2 separate regions of the Homo sapiens genome follow, and region 1 is linked to region 2. Evidence: chromatin contacts called from ENCODE Hi-C or POLR2A ChIA-PET data. All regions are on one chromosome and are shown on one strand. Each heading gives the region's core, a stretch centred on a gene start or an enhancer-like site at or near the end of the contact. The rest is flanking DNA. Distances are from core to core; before and after follow the strand shown.

Region 1 (3,330 bases), core at 649-3,148, 360 kb after region 2:
GCATGTCTTGTCAGGTGTAGGGGACCGGAAAGAGGACCAGGTGTGGCTAACTGCAGAGGCCTAAGATACAGGTACTTATTTTTGCTCCAAAGCAGACTCTTGGCAGCATCACCTGTCCCATGTCTATCTGTCGGGGAGGTAACCTACTTAGGGCAAAAGCTGTTCCTGCTGAGGTCAGACAGAAGCACCCTGGGGGCGAATCAGCATTTTGTACCCTAAACATGCTGCCTGTTGTTTGGCAGCCATCGTGCTTTGAAGAACTGTGATGTGTCTGATTGCTTAAAACCAATCACTTTTGGGACTTAGAAGTGGGAGAAAGGATTCTCTCAGGGCCATGTGGCATGGTGCCGTATCACCGCCTGTCATTCACACATGCAGGGAGGGCACCGGGAGAAAATCTTTAAAATATTGGCATGCCATAAGGGAAGGGTTTATGGGTTGTTTTTTTTTTTTTTTTTTTTTTTTTGACTGTTCACTTTGTGGGGTGATTAAACAAAAAAACCTCAGCCATTATTCTCTAACAGCTGTTGTGCCTTACCTCAATAAAGTGCCTTTTACCATAACACAGCATCTTTAGACTCTATAAATCTCTTTCTATTTATTGTGTTTAAATGATAAATGCTTTCCAATAAAATGACATCATGGGTCTGGAGAGTGATGTTCATTTTCTGAGTTACTCTTAAATTTGGTTGATTTGAATTTTTTTATTAGGATGTTGTATAATATGAATCTCAGCCACAGGCTATTCCGTGTCTAATGTGCCAGATTTCCCACCCAAAACCATCTTTGGACCCCCCATTTCTTTCACCTTGTAAGGTAGACATTCTTTTTTGATGCGCCGCTGCCGCTGATACAGGTTCTCTGCCAAATTCCTTTGTTGGCACCCAGGCATTTTGCAAGTATTTGCGCTTGAGTGGAAAGGCCTGTGTCCCCTCCTCCCAATTGTGTCTTAGCTTTCCTTAACATTTATTCCACACCAGGGGTGTGAGGGAAAGCATGTGGCAGGAGAAGAGTGAGAACCAGCCTTTTGGAAACTCTGATGGTATTGTCCATGGTACTCGGTTTTACTCTTTTACCTATAAAAAGTTGTTGTTGAATTGCACACCTTCACCACTTAAATTAGACAGAAGATTTTCTTTGATGGATATTGAAACCAACCAAAAGTGCAAAGGGAAGTCAAGGGCCTTCCCTTTGAGAGGAAAAGGGGCTTGGAAAAGTCCTATTCTTATAATAAATGACAGCTGGGAGTCTTATGCTCTTAAGCCAATACTGGAGCCAGATGAAGGGGGGACCTATGCTGGAGACTTAAGCGGATGTCATGTTCCTTTTCAAGATTTGCAAAGATGCTTTTTTGTGCAGTTATTCTGTTTTATTGCTGTGTTCGCACCAGTGTTACCCCGTGGCCTGGCTCCATAGGTCTTTCCGAGGGAGCTACCTCTCTGCCGACTGGCTCACTGGGGCAATGCAAATGAGTGCGTTAGATATGTACAGCATTCCTGAAGTTCTTTATTCCATACCCCTTTGTAATCAGTCAAGGCCTAAGTATATTATAAACTATATTCTCCTCATTAAAACAATAGTGGAAGCTCACAAAGGGAAATTGTTAATATGTGTTCCAGCTTGTCACTTCTGCCTGTGTGAATAAAGAAGATAACCGTTCCTTTGGGAAACTATTTCGGGAATTGAGCAACAGATACGCTAGCCAGAGAATTCTCTTAACTGTAATTTTCCTTTTTGTGTGTACTCTAAAATAACATCCTGTTGGGCTCCTCAGTGCCACTGCACAGACAGAGCACAATTGCCACAGCCCAGGTGGTGTTAATATGGGACAATCCCCCCGGGCACATGTCGCCAAGAGTTTTACAGCTTGTTCAGTGTCTTCATCCATATGGCAATCTGTCCCATTCACAGGAAGGCATCGGGGCTGCGCCGGGCGGGTACTGCGGTCAATGTAGTGTGAAGAGCAGGCCTCCACTCAGGCAGCCTCTGTTGTGCAGTTTGTTTTATTGTAGATCTGAGTTATGACGCACACACACTCACATGTACTCTCTCAACCAAGAAGAGATGCGAAAATAGCCTTGCTGGCTTCCTTTCCTCCCCCTTTATTTTTTGAAGCACGTGGTTAACTCAGCAGGTACAATTCTAGTGCATGAAACACACTTGGTTCATAGAAAGTCAGTTAAAAACACACATCCACATGGACCTTTCTGGCTGGGTGGTTGTGTGTTAACATAAGGACTCCATACTTGTACTAGGATTCTTCTAGAAATTAGTGGGTTTTGTTGTTCTTGCTCTCTCTTCCCCACCTCTTTTTTTGTTTTTTGTTTGTTTGTTTGTTTGTTTAGCATTTTCCATTGTGAAAACTATTTTGGTTGTCCAGTTTGGATTGTTGGTCTAATATTTGTGGTTTCTAAGTCTTAAAATGAAAGAAGAGAAAGAAAAAAGAAAATCATTATCCGCCTCAGAAATCTGAGAGTAAAACATTGGCTGGAGGTGTGAGAAGTGCAAAGAATCAAGAAAACAGAGATTTCCCAGTGCACAGGGTGAAAAATAGGGACTTTTTAAAAAGACACTTTGGAAAATTCACCAGGAGGCAAAAAGCCTTCTCCATTTATATACCCAAGGCTTGTTCTGCTTTTGTGTAACTATTTGTGTTCTTGTTTGGTAAACAAACAGACCCCATAGCAACTGTAGCTGATGATATTTATACTACCTGTAAGACTTCCCTAAACAAATAGACAGACTTTTATGACCTTCAAATTTCATTCCTTTTATAGTCTTCAAGGAAATCAGTCTAATGGCAAGCCGATCTCTCTCTTTCTCTCCATTGCTTTTTTTACAGTACTTTGAGATATGTCTTTGAAGGAGCTTTTGTGTATTGTGTATTTTACATCTTGGCTGTGAATGTTGAGTGTTTGAAGATGTACTATGGCAGAAGGAAAGAGGAAACCTGAAGTGTTTGTGCAAATGATGTGATATTTGCTTTCAAAGGAGTCATTTTAGTAATCAGTGGAATTCTGGGTCATACATCCAAAAAGCGAACACTCCACCGAAATCATGACCATAGACCTGAGAATCAGGCGGATATCTATGTCTGTGACTCTACTTTCATGTCTGAAATATTGATAGAAACATTGTGGTACATATGAGCCCCTATATTCAACTTAAATTTTTCCATATGAGTCAGATTTATGACAAGAACAAGATGTCTCGTGTTAAAGATCAGTGTGAGAGAAAAATGGCAGTTTACTTTAATTAGAAAAAAATTGACACCAAGAGCTGGAATAATCCAGTGGCGTTTGAATAAATTAGAGGACTGTACAGACAGAA
Region 2 (3,628 bases), core at 858-3,357:
TGATCATCTTATCTATTAAAATGTCTATTTTTAAAACTATAAAAATGCATCTTTGATCCATTGAAGAGACTTTATATCTTACCGGGAGAAACCTAGCAGACAAATTCATGGTGGGTATAGTTACCTTTTTCCCTCATTGGTTCCTAGGCATTGCTTCACACTCACAGATAACCTGTTTGACCTTTTCTTCTAAGGTCTGGGATGTATTTAAGAACAAATGACCACTGCCTATGGAATTCTTTCTTCTAGATTTTTTGTCCAATAGCTGAATTGGATTTGAAATAGGGGAGGCTTAAAAAGGAGAGTTGACTGTTGGTTTTAAAAACGTATCTCTAAAGAGGACTCATCATTGTTCTGAGAAAACAAAAATCCGGGACTTCTAAAAATAACTGCTGATTGCCTTGGAGTTGGGCTGGTGCATATGAACAATTTACATTCTGCTCTTTGGGAGCTGGTGACTCTTCTGGAAATTGGGGCTCTTTTAGTGGACATTGTTGATGCAGGCATAGTTGGCTTTTGTTTCCATGTGCTTCTCAGAAACTCTTGCTCTGCTCCGCAGACATTTGTATGTGTCAAAGAAGTATATGGGGCTGAGTGCAGTGGCTCATGCCTGTAACCCCAACACTTTGGGAGGCCGAGGCTGGAGGATCACTTGAGCCCAGGAGTTCAACACCAGCCTGGGCAACACAGTGAGATCCCATCTCTACAAAAAATTTAAAAAATGAAAAAGAATCAGATGGGATGAGAGAGTCCATAGGTCAGGTTCTCCAAGAGTAGTTTTCAGGAGCCATGTAAGTGGCCCTAGAGATTCTGAACTTTAAAATGTTAAAACTGCTTTGATTTCACAGACACCCTTTCAAAAGATTATCTCAGATTACTGGAAGACTTTCTTGTTAAGTTTAGAGAATTTTGCATTTTGCTTAGAAATCATTTTCAAGTTTTATTAGAACATTTACTAGCAATGGTGCTAATTATTTTAAATATGACCCTGGAAATGGGCTATGTCAGCTTGAAAAGACTATTTTTAACGGAATTTGGTTTTAAAGGCAGGTTTTATAGACATTATAGTAATACCGTTGTTATCTAATTAGCATCCACTGCGTAAATGTACATGATATTAGAGAGGCAAGTATACATAAAATTATAAATTGTGACATTTTATGAGTTTTTTTTTTATTATGAGTCTTCTATAGTCATCATTACTTAACAGTGTGAAATGTGGTCTTAGACATTACATCATGTAAAGACCAGGAGACAAAAAAAAACTGAGGATCAATTTTTGATTATAATAAAGTTTTAGTATGAGGCATTTCTGAATATGTGTCATGAATATGAGTCATGATTTTCACACCAAACCTGACCTATTATGATTATGCTTCAACTTCATGGGGTTTTCAGTATTTAAATTCTAAACCCAATTCTAAGGTTTCAAAATGATTCACATTCAAACCTACTTTTATGTTTTATAATTAAATAAGAAAATATTGCTTATACCTACATTTTTATTATTCTTGGGCATATTATAATTATTTCTTTAATTTCACCAATAAAATAGCCCATTTCTTCATTAGTAAATTATCAGGCTATCTCAATAAAAAAATTAGTTTGAATGTGGCTTGCCATCTCAAAGAGTCATTTCAGTTTGGAATTTTCTCACTTTTTTCATTTGTTCTTTTTGTAAAATGTGAAGATACTTTCTAGGTAAATTAATCCCTTCCAAACGGTAAAATAACTTTCTTCTTGGAAAGAGTTATTACAGTCTTATTCTTTACAATCTTAAATACCACTTAGGTTAGCGTGAACAATACATGAAAAAAATTACACTAGTTAAAAAAAGAATGATTGCGACCTAGGCCAAGTGCATTGCAATTATATGTTCATGGAAAAGTGAGCTTTCTACTGGGAAGAGCACGATATAGATGCCCATGAAATTTCCAAAGTTTAAGTATTTTTGTAAATTAGGTTGTTCCTAGTTAAACAGGTGGCTTTAAAGGCTGGTTTCACTGTTGTTTTAATCATAGTTTAGTTACCATGGAGAAATATGCAAGTTAGCATTTATACACAGAAGTGAAATTTATGCTGCATAGATAATAGCCTAAATTTAGCTTGACTTAAGTTTACCACTTCCTTTTTTTTAAACAAAAAGAATAGTAATATATCACATATATCCATTAACAAGTTAATTTCTTTAAACGCGACTGTTATATTTTTAGAGAATTTCTTTTCTTAAGCCTCAGACACCTCTGTCACTGTGACCTCTTCCAGTGCTGAGTATAATGTAACATATTACATCAGATTTGCTCTAATTGTTTCACCCTTAGGTTTAATAAAACACTTTGCTGAGTTTAAAATCAGTTATGTGGTGAAAAAGTAATGTTTGGACACATTGCATCTAGTTGAGTTTTATAAAGGACTATTATTTTCTACTGAAAATCTTTAGGAAATGTGCCATGCTGATAGGACCAATCTGATATCATAACCCAACGATAATTTTGATTAGATATGTTTTCTAAAGAAAATTCAGAGACAGGTCTATTTCTAATGAACTGTTTTGATCTTAATGCCTTCTTCACTGAGTAATAGATTTTTCACTCTGAATTAAGATGTTCGTCTGTGTGGAATCCAGCATCCGTGAGCTGTCTTTCCTGCTTTACCCTGTACCCCTGAACGAAGGCTAAGTTTTCAAGGACAAATGTAGTAAAAGTGTCCTGATCCAACATGAGGTCCCCCAGCACAGAGAGAGAGCAGCAGATCCCTTTCAACACCAGCTGTTCTCACAGATATAGATTGCTGCAGTGAAATTTTCTTAATATAATTCAGGAAGCTCTAGAGAATTCTCCAAAACAACTGTGCCAACAAGGAAAATGTTGAATTTTTCATCAGCTGCCCAATGCTGAGAGTTAGTGGGCAATCCGTTCATTCATGACCAGATGTTCAGTGTAGTAACGCTCCGCAGTTAACTTGAACCTTGTGGCCTGTTTACCATTGGCTGCAAGGACATTGGCAGCAACCTGGCATTGGAGAATTGAGGCCCGCACAAGCGAAAGACCGAAGTGTGTGTCTGTGGCTTCCTGGTTTTCACCAGCGACCAGACAAGGTAGGGAATGATGAAAGAAAGGAAAGACATCACATCAATCATTTTGGAGGTGGGAGAATTTGCTATATGATTGTGTCTTGGGGGAACAGTAGGCAAATTCTTAAACTCATTTTTATTTGGAAAGAAAGGCAGTCTTTGTTTATTTAGTTAGGCAGATTTTTCAACCTATGTCTAAACCATGAAACTTTTTGTAGTGGGGGCAAGTAGGCATGGGTGGTTAAGACAGTAAGAAAAAGATTTCTAAATTTAAACTGGAGGAAGTCAATAAAATTGACTCTTAATATTGAAACCTGACAAAGTCCAATCTAGAATTGGAAATATGTGATATTTTTGTTTTAGGTGAGTGTTATTATTACAAGTGGAGAATACTTAGATCTTCCATTCATACAGATTCATCATTTCCTTCATATACATGTTTGGAGGCCATGACATTTTTGTGAGCTCTTTGAAGTAATGATGTTCAGCGGGAGGGGGAACTTAGATGGAGCAGGAGTTTTTGAACAAACAATTTGATTTTTTACTTTGAAAAGG

The links. Hi-C counts contacts between places; a loop is a spot of excess contacts on that map. ChIA-PET counts read pairs that join two places held with the same protein, here RNA polymerase II (POLR2A). Pooled maps may share reads with other maps.
Region 1: a pooled map shows a loop between it and region 2 (2.1-fold over the local background). The contact joins two enhancer-like sites. A Hi-C loop is called at or near these places in 2 of 50 pooled maps. POLR2A ChIA-PET finds 5 or more read pairs at or near these places in 2 of 52 experiments (PC-3 and activated CD4-positive, alpha-beta T cell).

What each region holds. Positions count from the first base shown.
Region 1 is chr3:71,030,739-71,034,068 of GRCh38, reverse strand. The region is part of intron 11 of FOXP1 (forkhead box P1); the gene reads left to right. Among named protein-coding and RNA genes, the nearest start is that of FOXP1-AS1, 260 kb to the left of the region's middle. Within about 2 kb of position 1,898, at least 11 of the 41 ENCODE cell types and tissues checked have a DNase peak (open chromatin) inside an H3K27ac peak, as active enhancers do.
Region 2 is chr3:71,390,955-71,394,582 of GRCh38, reverse strand. All of the region lies in intron 3 of FOXP1 (forkhead box P1), which reads left to right. Among named protein-coding and RNA genes, the nearest start is that of FOXP1-AS1, 100 kb to the right of the region's middle. RefSeq lists an enhancer at 2,251-2,330. Within about 2 kb of position 2,107, at least 4 of the 41 ENCODE cell types and tissues checked have a DNase peak (open chromatin) inside an H3K27ac peak, as active enhancers do.